Linked DNA regions of Homo sapiens: region 1 is linked to region 2. A link is a contact called in ENCODE POLR2A ChIA-PET data. All regions are on one chromosome and are shown on one strand. The core of a region is the stretch at or near the end of the contact, and the rest is flanking DNA. Distances in the headings are between cores, read along the strand shown.

Region 1 (5,268 bases), core at 2,769-5,268, 420 kb after region 2:
TGGAATAATGGCTGATAATTGTTTATGTCTACATCTTAGCCAAATTCAGGCTCCTCTCCTCTCCCTAGCCTGGTGGCCCCTCATTAGTTTTACAAATACAGTTGAGTTTTGGGGAGGGGCTATTATCATGTAAACTATAAACATCTCCCAAAGCTAGCCCAAGAATAACTGAAGGCAGCTTGAAGGCTAAAGGTCAAAGGGGGTTTGGCTACATCAGATCTTCCCCAATTGGCATAATTTTCTCAATGATACAATTTTTGTGGCCGGGCTCGGTGGCTCACGCCTGTAATCCCAGCACTTTGGGAGGCCAAGGCGGGCAGATCACGAAGTCAGGAGATTGCAACCATCCTTGTCAACACAGTGAAACCCCGTCTCTACTAAAAATACACAAAAAATTAGCCGGGCGTGGTGGCGGGCGTCTGTAGTCCCAGCTACTTGGGAGGTTAAGGCAGGAGAATGGCGTGAACCTGGGAGGCGGAGCTTGCAGTGAGCCGAGGTCGCACCACTGCACTCCAGCCTGGGCGACAGAGCAAGACTCCGTCTCAAAAAAAAAAAAAAAAAAAAAAGCCTACATGGTAAATATTTATTCTTGCTACAGTTTATACAAATAACCAGGCCAAGTACAATAAGACTAAAACTTATTTTGAAAACAAATCAGTACTACCTGATTTCACTTTGGTAAAAATAGGAGACTAGAGAGAGAAAAATTATGTTTCAAAATAAACTATAGTATACCTGTTATTAGATTCTAGCCTTGCCTAAGGTTTTTCAACTTTTATTATTTTCTCTTTTTTTGTTTGTTTATTTGTTTTTTCAGACAGGGTCTCACTCTGTCACCCGGGCAGTGGTGTGGTATCAGTTCACTGCAACCTCTGCCTCCTGGGTTCAAGTGATTCTCGTGCCTCAGCCTCCCGAGTAGCTGGGATTATTGGTGTGCACCACTATGGCCAGCTCATTTTTTTGTATTTTTAGTAGAGATGCGTTTCACCATGTTGGCCAGGCTAGTCTCGAACTCCTGACCTCATGATCCACCGGCCTCGGCCTCCCAAAGTGCTGGGATTATAGGCATGAGCCACTGCGCCGGGCCAAAGCCGTGCTTTTCTTAAAGCTCTGCGAACGAAAGCTAGACAACTTAAACCTCAGAAGAGAATAATGGTACCTATTTATATACATAAACCACTTTCACGCCTGCCTGCTGTGTATGGACTTCAGAGGAACACAGCCTACGTCAGTTTTCTAGGATTGTTCTCTCCACGTGCTCTTTGTTTTCTTTCTTTCTTCTTCCCTCTATTTTCCTCCCTCCCTCCCTTCCTTCCTTCCTTTCACAAAGTCTCACTCTGTTACCCAGGCTGGAGTGCAGTGGCACGATTTTGGCTCACTGCAACCTCCGCCTTCCGGGTTCAAGCGATTCTCCTGCCTCAGCCTCCCGAGTACCTGGGACTACAGGCAACCACCACCACACCCAGCTAATTTTGTTAGTTTTAGTAGAGACGGGGTTTCACCATGTTGGCCAGGCTGGTCTCGAACTCCTGACCTCAAGTGATCTGCCTACCTCGGCCTCCCAAAGTGTTGGGATTATAGGCATGAGCCACTGTGCCTGGTCACAACACCTGCATTTTCTTTTTTTTTTGTTTTTTTTTTTGAGACAGAGTCTCACTCTGTCACCCAGGCTGGAGTGTAGTGGTGTGATCTTGGCTCACTGCAAGCTCCGCCCCGTGGGTTCACACCATTCTCCTGCCTCAGCCTCCCGAGTAGCTGCAACTACAGGCACCCGCCACCATGCCTGCCTAATTTTTTGTATTTTTTAGTGGAGATGGGGTTTCACTGTGTTAGCCAGGATGGTCTCTATCTCCTGACCTCGTGATCGACCCGCCTCAGACTCCCAAAGTGCTGGGATTACAGGCATGAGCCACCACGCCTGGCCAACACCCCCATTTTGTATACCACACTCAACTCCCCCATTTTCTACATGCTGATCAAAACCAATCTGAATGGAGTCTAGGTCTGGCTGTGGGCTGTTGGGAAGAGGCCCCCAAATCTGGCCATCAACTGGCCGCAAAACTGGCCATAAACAAAATCTCTGCTGCACTGTGACATGCTCATGATGGCCATGACTCCCACACTGGAATGAGGGCAAGGAACACCTGGCCCACCCAGGGCGGAAAACCGCTTAAAGGAGTTCCTGAACCACAAACAATAGCATGAGCGATCTGTGCCTTAAGGACGTGCTCCTGCTGCAGATAACTAGCCAGACCCATCCCTTTATTTCCCGTAAGAAGTGCTTTTAATCTATAATCTATAGAAACAATGCTTATCACTGGCTTGCTGTCAATAAATATGTGGGTAAATCTCTGTTCGAGGCTTTCAGCTTCGAAGGCTGTGAGACCCCTGATTTCCCACTCCACACCCTATATTTCTGTGTGTGTTTCTTTAATTCCTCTAGCGCCGCTGGGTTAGGGTCTCCACGACCGAGCTGGTCCCGCAGTGGGCAGTGGTTTGGGCCCGACCGAGCTGGTCCCGCAGTGGGCGGTGGTTTGGGCCCGACCGAGCTGGTCCCGCAGTGGGCGGTGGTTTGGGCCCGACCGAGCTGGTCTCGCAGTGGGCGGTGGTTTGGGCCCGACCGAGCTGGTCTCGCAGTGGTTTGGGCCCTGCTTGCTCGACTGGATTTCAACAGTGAAGCCAGATTAGAGGACATGCTGGCTGCCCCGATCCTGGACCTGGACCAATGGTGCTTCCTAAACATTCCATGTCAACTTTTCTTTTTCCACCTTCCAGGGCTGGGCTGTGAAAGAGATTGGAGAGGCAGGTGCCTGTGAGAGAAGCTTCTACCAGCCTGGGAAGTCAGGTCTTCCATGAGTGAGGGGAGGTATCTACTTTGCCAAACCTTGTTAGGGAATGCTGACATAGCTGCCTCTTCCTGCCCAGAAGCTAAGCTTGAATGCCACCCCTCACAGAGCTTCTCTCCTGTCTTTCACTCACTCCTGCTTATTTCTGTGACAGAACTTGACAGCATGGACATTGCCACTTGCTTCCTTCAGTCTCCTGGAGTCCCCATGTCCTGAACACAGAGGAGGCACCCAAATGCTTGCTGAAGCCACATCCCTGGACCAAGTGACCTGACCCTCACCTGGAGGACCTTCACCTTCACCTCTCACCTGGAGGACCCTCTCACCTGGAAGACTCTCTCACCTGGAGGACCACCCCACCTGAAGGACTCCCAACTGGAGGACCCTCTTACCTGGGGGACCCCCTCCGCTGGAGGACCCTCTCACCTGGAGGACCCTCTTACCTGGAGGGCCCTTCACCTGGGGGACTCCCCCACCTAGAGGATCCTCTTACCTGGAGGTCCCCTCACCTGGGGAACCCCCCCCCCACCTAGAGGATCCTCTTACCTGGAGGGCCCTTCACCTGGGGAACCCCCCCCCCCCACCTAGAGGATCCTCTTACCTGGAGGACCCCCCACCGAGAGGACCCTCCCCCCCCACCTGGAGGACCTCCCCACATGAAGGACTCCCACCTGGAGGACCTTCTTACCTGGGGGAACCCGTCTCACCTGGAAGACCTTCACCTGGGTAATCGCCGTGGCCTCCCACTACGGCGCAGCCGGGTCGGCTGCCCGGGCTTCACCCTAAAATAAGGCCCGAACTGCAGCAGTCGGAGCCGATCCCTGGAGCCCAGCGCCTAGGGCGGACCCGCGGGAGCGTCTCTTGGTAACCGTTGCTAAGGAGAGGAAGCCCGGGAAGGAGCTTTCGCGCCTGCGCCGCGGGGCCGTCCGCGTCTGCGCCTGCGCGCAAGAGAGGCGGGGCCAGCGCTCGGCATGGCGGAGCCAGATCTGGAGTGCGAGCAGATCCGTCTGAAGTGTATTCGTAAGGAGGGCTTCTTCACGGTGCCTCCGGAACACAGGGTGCGCGGGGTGCCACCCGGGCAGCTCTGCCCGCCTCGCTAGCGGCACTGCCCGGCTGGGTCTGGGGAGCCTCGTGTCGCGCTGCCGCGCCGAGGCTTCCGGCACGGGCGGGAACGACAGTCCCAGAGTTCCCCGCGGCGGGGGCGGAAGCCGGGGCGGGGCGGGCTCAGGACCCCCGACAGCCGGTCCCTGGAGATCTGAGGGGCCGGGGCGGGCTCAGGGATGCCTCGCGCCCGCGGAGAGACGGGCCCGGGACTTGGGAAGAGCAAGCTCCGGGATCCAGCTCGGGCGCTGCTGGGTTCAGCGCCCGAGCTGGGCTTTGCAGGCTGAGCCGCGAGCCACTTGTTTGTGGGGAGAATTTACACCCGCGACGAGTTCGAGCTTGAAGGCTCCCGCTGGGCTTGGGCTGCATGGAGCGGGGTCCAGCGCTGCCTGGCGGCTTCACGCGAACCCTGGGCGCGTCCCTTGCGGAGGTGCCGGTGCCTCCCTCTGCAGAGACCAGGAGAGAGCCTCTGGGCGTTGGGCGGTGTTGCCCAGGTGCACGGCTGGTGGGGGTGGAGAGCCCTGAACTTTGGCCGCTGGTTTGTGTTTTTAACTGCTGGCTGGTGCTCTGAGAGGCCAAGCCACGTGTTCAGTAAGAATCATTAACAGATCGTGGCTGGATGACAACAGGAGCCACACTTTACTCATCCAGACGTGCAGCAGGCGCTCACCGCGTTGAGAGCCGTGTGCTGGACTCTGGGGTGAAGTAGTGAGTTGGCCTTTTCTTTTTTGTTGTTTTTTTGAGACAGGGTCTAGCGCTCTCGCCCAGGCTGGAATGCAGTGGCGTGATCACGGCTCAGTGCATCGTCAGCCTCCTGGGCTCAAGTGATCTTCCTGCCTCGGCCTCCCAAGTGCTGGAATTACAGGCGTGAGCCACCGCCCCCAGCCTGGCCTGGCATTTCTTTGAGTTCAGGAAGTGTGACAAGGATTTGGACACCCAGAAATAAGCGTGTCGAGAAGAGCACAAGCAGAGGATGTGAGAAGGGGAATTAAGGCGGGAAAGGGAGTTTGAGACTAGGCCATCAGTGAGTGACAGGCCAGATGCTTCTGACTCGGTCCCCAGGTGTCAGGAAGGAATCAGACTGAGGACAAATGCGGCCAGTGGCTCACACCTGTAATCTCAGCAATCTGGGAGGCTGAGGTGGGAGGATTGCTTGAGCCCAGGTTTGATACTGAGGGTTAAGAGAAGGGAAGCCGGGAAATGGGGGCTGTGAGGTTTCAAACCTTGCTACGTGTGCTTTTTTTTTTTTTTTTTTTTTTGAGACGGAGTCTCATTCTGTCACCCAGGCTGGAGTGCAGTGGCGCAGTCTCGGCTCACTGCA
Region 2 (6,117 bases), core at 2,406-4,905:
GGGTAGCGCTGGGGTCCATGGATGTAGTTGAGCGAGTGGGGTTACGCCATCTTCCTCCAGCTCCAGCCAGAGACTCCCGAGAGCGGTCTGAAGCCCACATGGGTGGCCCCGGGCAGCAGGGTCTCCAGGCTGGCACGCAGGCTCCTGCGGTTCTGGGTACTCTGACGTTTCTCAGTGTTTATTCACAAGTCTCTCTGAGGGGCGGCAGGCTGTCTCTCGTCCCCTATGGCAGGAGGCTGTTTGGGAGTCGCATGTGCGGCATCTCTGGCAGGTGCACGGGAGCCGAGACTCCAGCAGACCAGGGTGGGGGCCGGAAGGGAGCTGCTCTCGCCTGACACCCCTCGTGGGCACCCGAGACAGGGAGGCACAGCATGGTGGCCGGGACGTCGTCACCACTGTGGGCTGGAACTGCAGCGTGCTCTGTGTGACACAGGCTGACTCAGGTTTTTCTTTTAAGGCAGGGCTTAAAGGAAGTTTTACTGTGACCAAAGTTCTGTGATTGAGGGGGTGTGGAGAAAACAAAAAGCCTGGCCAAGATGGTGAAACCCCGTCTCTACTAAAAATACAAAAACTAGCCGGGTGTGGTGGCAGGCGCCTGTAGTCCCAGCTACTCGGGAGGCTGAGGCAGGAGAATTGAACCCAGGAGGTGGAGGCTGCAGTGAGCTGAGATTGCGCCACTGTGCTCCATCCAGCCTGGGGGTCAGAGCAAGACTCCATCTCAAAAGCAAGCAAAAAACCCCCAAAAACCCACGAAGCCCCCAAAACAAACCACAGCTAATCCGAACCCAGAAAAATAGACTGGAACCTTCTGGCTTCTCCACACCCCCACCCCAAGCCCGTAAATGAGGTGGACAACCCTGCCTTTGCTCAGGCTCAGCCCTGAAGGGAACAGGAGGGAATCCACAAAAGTTCTGTTCACAGATCGAAGACAGGAGAGGGGGCATGGCCCCACGCCTACCCCCAACCCCACGCAGGGGCCCAGCTGGCGAGGGAGCTCACAGCAGCCTTTGGGGGAATGAAGCCACTGCCCCCGCCACTGGCTCAGCCTGGCAGGGCTCAGGGACCCTCCCAGGTCGGGCTCCTCCGCAGGGGACCCAGTGACCAGGACCCTGTTGATTCTGATGCACGGGCAGTGTCTGCTCTTCTGTGGGGGTTGTTTCTGTAGCTGCCACTCCCTCCCCAGCACCCAGGTACAGGGGACAGACAGCTCAGAAGGAAAAGGGTGAGGCGCCTCCATCAGCTCACCCTCCTGTCACGCCGGGGGCCAACAGTCTCCTGGAGCCACACTGGCTGGAGGGTCCTGGCAGGCATCCTCTGTGCCAAGATCCTCTGAGCAGAGGCCTCGCATCTCCATGCTTGCCTGAGCTGCCTTCCAGCCAGGACAGGGCTCTCAAAGCGCGGACCCTCACCAGCTGCAGCTGCCAGGGAACTGTGGGCAGGGGCACAAGCCAGCCAGCCACAAGCTGAAGCTCAGGGGCGTGCACAGCTGGCCACGGGGTCTGGCCACGGCTGCAGTGCTCAGATCCGTGGGGAGTGATGCTCCTGTTTCTCTCCAGCTCCTACAAGAGGCAGTAATTCCACAGCATTCCCGGTCTGTGCAAAGGCAGAGGACGAGGGGAACAGATAATTTGTTTCAAAATTAAAAGCTAACAACTTGGTAGGAAAAAGGTTTTCTTTTTTTTCAGACAGAGTCTGCTGTGGAGTAGGGTGGCGTGATCTCAGCTCACAGCAGCCTCCACCTCCTGGGTTCAAACGATTCTCCTGCCTCAGCCTCCGGAGTAGCTGGGACTACAGGCGCGCGCCACCACACCCAGCTAATTTTTGGTATTTTTAGTAGAGAGGGGATTTTGCCATGTTGGGCAGGCTGGTCTCAGACTCCCGCCTCGGCCTCCCACAGTGCTGGGATTACAGGCGTGAGCCACCACGTCTGTCCTGGGAGTAAGAAGGTCGTCGAGAGGGGCGACACTGTGTCAGTCCCACACACAGCCCCTCTCCTGGAGGGACGCACTGTACAAAGAGCATTTTAATTAATTTATTTATTTCTTTACACATAACTGAAAGTGATGTTACAGTACATAAGTTATTTACAACTGTGCAGTAATGTGTTGCAAAATAAATTATCTAGAAGGCAGCAAAAGTACATTGTGAAGGTATATAAAACTGTACAGCGTTTACGGATACACTTTTTATATGATTATTGGCTCTGTAGTGTTTCAAGTTACGTTCTCAGAAAGAGAAACAAAATGCCCAAGATTAAAGGAAAGAAGATACAAACCACGCGGATTTGACTCCATTTCAATACGGCTGGGAGTCCTGGCTCTGTGTCCCTCCGCCTGGCTCCGCACCAGGTCTGAAGCCCAGTCTGAGGCCGTCGCAGCTCGGCGGCAACAGAACCACGGCTGGGATGGGGCTCCTGCCCCTCCGACCTGCAGGTCACTGTTTGTGAGAGGTGGACACCTTAATTTTCTTTAGTTGATCAGAATGGAACAAAAAATTTTAAAAATGTACTCCGTTCTCCAACTCCTGAAATGCCTCTGCAGTTGCTGGAGAAAAGGGCCCGAAGGTCGCCGTTTTCAAACAGAAGCTGCCGTGTGTGCGCGCCCGGCATGGTCTCCTCATCCCGCCGGGGCCAGTGAGGCTCTGGGGGCTTTGCCCCCGCCGCGGCAGCTGGTAGAGAAGAGACGTGTTTCACCTCCCCGACGTCTGGACCAGTCTGGAAGGGATGGAGGCGCTGTGGCCAAGTGCAGTCTCTCTCGGGGTCTCTCCCCGCCCGGGTGGACAGGGCGCTCCCTCCTCCGCCCCTGGGGCTCAGCAGCAGTCCTGGGCAGCCGTGCGGCCCTCGCCTGCGTCCTGCGGCCGTCCCGCGGTGTCATGCCGGCAACAATACAAAGTCGTCGTTGACGTCGACCATGGGCACGTAGAAGGAGGGCACCTCGTTCACGCACAGGGACTTGTGCCCGGCGGGGTCCAGTTCCTGCACCTTCAGCTGCCACTCCATCCTCTGCACGGCGTTCAGGGCCGCGGCCTCGTGCTGCTGCCGCATGAGGAGGCAAGTCTGCGGGACACACAGCGGGGAGAGGAGGGAGGAGGAGTGAAGGGAGAGCCCCAGACTCTGCCGACCTCAGCTGCCAGCAGGGCCAAGGGCGTGATACGGCCGTGAACCTACCCTGGTATGGGCCAGGCCCAGCTGTACCCGCTCCTGGCATCTAGTTACTACACGTGGCGGTAGCGCCAGCTGTGCTACATGTCTGTCCCCATAACCGCTGTCTATGCCACCTCTACCCTGGCCTGGGGCTCACCCTGGCCCGGGGGCCCTGCCCTGCTCTGGGTGGGCCTGGGACTCACCTCCAGCAGCCACTGCAGCTTATTAGAATCGAACAGCTTTGCTTTTGTCATTTTACAATTACTTACGGCCAGTGATAGTTTCACTTGTATTTCTAGTAGAAACTATGCCATTTAAAAGTGCACATAAGGGGACTGGACTGGGGTAGCACATATTTTGGAAACTAATGGAGAAATGGAAGCGTGGCCAGGGAGTACTGGTATGTCACAAGCAACCGTGTAGAGAATCTTTTTTAGATACCGTCTCAAGGCTGGAGTGCAGTGGTGCAATCATGACTCACTGCAGCCTTGACCTCTGGGGCTCAAGGGATCCTCCCTCCTCAACCTCCCGAGTAGCTGGGACTACAAGTGCTACCACGCCTAGCTGATTTTTGTAGAGATGGGGTTTTGCGATGTTGGCGAGCTGCAGTGTGATCATGTCTGTCTCTAAATTTTTCTCAACATATATATATGTATGAAATCGTTTTCGAAGCTCAGGATGGATTCACAATCCTCCTCAATGGGCCTCATAGCTTTTACTCGGCAGCTCAGACATCACCAGTGTAAATTGTTACATGGAATCATATAATACCCTTTGGATGTTCCAAACTCCGGTGAGTCACTGAATTACTGATGGGCCTCTGAGTGAGTTTCCAGTTTTGTTCCAGTGAATATTTTTATACATATCCCTAAGGTTTTTTTTTAAATTTTGTCCCCAGGCTGGAGTGCAGTGGTGCAATCTTGGCTTACTGCAACCTCTGTCTCCCGGGTTCAAATGATTCTCATGCCTCAGTCTCCCGGAATTACAGGCACGCACCACCATGCCCAGCTAATTTTTGTATTTTTACTAGAGACGAGGTTTCACCATGTTGGCCAGGCTGGTCTCGAACTCCTGACCTCAGGTGAACCACCCACCTCAGCCTCCCGAAGTGCTGGGATTACAGGTGTGAGCAACCGCACCCCGCCCAAAGTCCCATTTTAATGTAGTCAAACATTTATCTTCTTACAGGAAAGTCTTCCATGTGTCTTTATGAAGCTTTCAGTTTTTTCTCACGGCTCTGGTTAGGAAGGGCCTAGTGGCCTGGGGAGGGTGTGGTGTGAGTGACTTCCTGCACCATCATCTTAGGGCTGGCCAGAAATGCACACTCAGCTACGCCTCAGACCTGAGTTCCTCAGCACAAGCCCCCAGGGGCCACGCTCCCCAAATACCCACAGCTCCCACCGGGTAGGGCTGGTGGTTCTCATCTGTGCCCACATCAGCACCTTTCTGAGAGCTGCAGTATGACACACGGGTGCTTGGTTCAGGGACCTGGGTGGTGCTGAGCCTGATACTGCAGGTAGCCGGGGCCGCCTGCTCCCAGGCCTGGCTGGTGACTGTACAGGGTGACGCTGACTGTAAAGTTCTGTAACTTTTGGCAAGTTTCCGCCTTCCGTTGCCTCCTGGTGGATCCTCCAGGGTGTCCCGGTGAGCAGCCCTCGCGACCGGGATAAGGGTGTGCTGCCCTTCCCGGCACCTCCCCCGCCCCTGCCCACCGCCCTGGCCAGCACTTCCAGAGCAGTGGAGGGTGAATGCTGGGACCTTAGAGGGGGCTCACAGGGCAGTCCCAGGAGTTCTGACCATCAAGCCTAGGGTCCTGTTGAGCTGGCGACAGGAGCCGCTCCCTGCACACCGGGACAGAAGGGAAGACTGAGGAGGCCACACGCAGGGACAGGACCTCACCTCCCCGAAAGCATCGGCCAGATTAAGAGAATCTGAAATTGTCACCGCCCATCACAGAACTGGGCAGCGGCCTCCCCCCAGGCAGCGCAAAGGGGGTTGTCACCACCCATCACAGAACTGGGCAGCAGCCTCCCCCAGGCAGAACTGAGGGGACGCGCAACACCGACCTTCATGCGGTCATACTTGTCATCCACGTCCTGGAGCCAGGAGATGAACTGGCGGGCGTTGAAACGGTCGCGCACTGACTTGTTCTCGTCACCCTGTGGAAACCAAACACGGGAGTTTCATCAGGAGCCCCAGAGACCGCTACGGGAAGGCATGCCAGCCTGGGCGATGCTGCAGTGACCGTTCTCAAGGGACAACCACAGGGGGAGCCTCATTCCACCGCGCACACACTGAATCATGTTCAAGGCATGGCAGGCGCACCCTGCCCATCTCCCTAAACAGCCTCCCTAAAATGCGCGTGGAGGCAGCTGGGCCTTTGTCTCCTGGGCACCGGGTGCCCGCAGGCCCCACCTGTGAGCCGGTCCCCAGCCCTGCCCCCAGGGGACAGTCAGAGCTCAGCCCACTGCCAACTCCTGGGAGAGACTTTTTTTTTTTTTTTTAAGAGACAGAGTTTCGCTTGTTGCCCAGGCTGGAGTGCAATGGCGCGATCCTGGCTCACCGCAGCCTCCACCTCCAGGGTTCAAGCGATTCTCCTGCTTCAGCCTTCCTGAGTAGCTGGGATTACAGGCAGCCACCACGCCCAGCTAATTTTGTATTTTTAGTAGAGACGGGGTTTCTCCTGGGCGAGACTTTCTAGATATGTCACCGTCCTGTGTCCTGAAGGGTGGACACGGATAAGATGTCCAGGCTCCTCCCCTTTTTCACGGGTTCATGGTGAAGCTGACAATGCCGTCTGTTTCTCAGAACATGTGGAGCACCGACAGAAACCCACACACCTGCAGGGAACTCACTTTCCACAAAGGTGCCAAGAACAGAATAACGATCACAGGGAAAGGACAGTCTCTTCCGTAAACGGTGCTGGGAAAACTGGCTACGCATCGCAGAAGAGTGAAACGAGACCCTAGCTCTCG

The links. ChIA-PET counts read pairs that join two places held with the same protein, here RNA polymerase II (POLR2A).
Region 1: POLR2A ChIA-PET joins it to region 2 with 11 read pairs in WTC11. The contact joins the promoter of LINC02166 here to the enhancer-like site in region 2. POLR2A ChIA-PET finds 5 or more read pairs at or near these places in 3 of 52 experiments (RWPE1 and WTC11).

The regions. Positions count from the first base shown.
Region 1 is chr16:89,682,894-89,688,161 of GRCh38, forward strand. It overlaps LINC02166 (long intergenic non-protein coding RNA 2166), which reads right to left and starts at 4,019. Exons shown (of 3, transcript NR_184152.1): 1 at 3,554-4,019; 2 at 1,917-2,782; 3 at 1-283. CDK10 (cyclin dependent kinase 10) reads left to right here and starts at 3,796. Exons shown (of 13, transcript NM_052988.5): 1 at 3,796-3,904. The coding sequence starts at 3,818. RefSeq lists a silencer at 3,981-4,230.
Region 2 is chr16:89,265,609-89,271,725 of GRCh38, forward strand. ANKRD11 (ankyrin repeat domain containing 11) reads right to left here. Exons shown (of 13, transcript NM_013275.6): 12 at 5,209-5,301; 13 at 2,022-3,055. The coding sequence ends at 2,870. Among named protein-coding and RNA genes, the nearest start is that of ZNF778, 51 kb to the left of the region's middle. Within about 2 kb of position 3,656, at least 4 of the 41 ENCODE cell types and tissues checked have a DNase peak (open chromatin) inside an H3K27ac peak, as active enhancers do.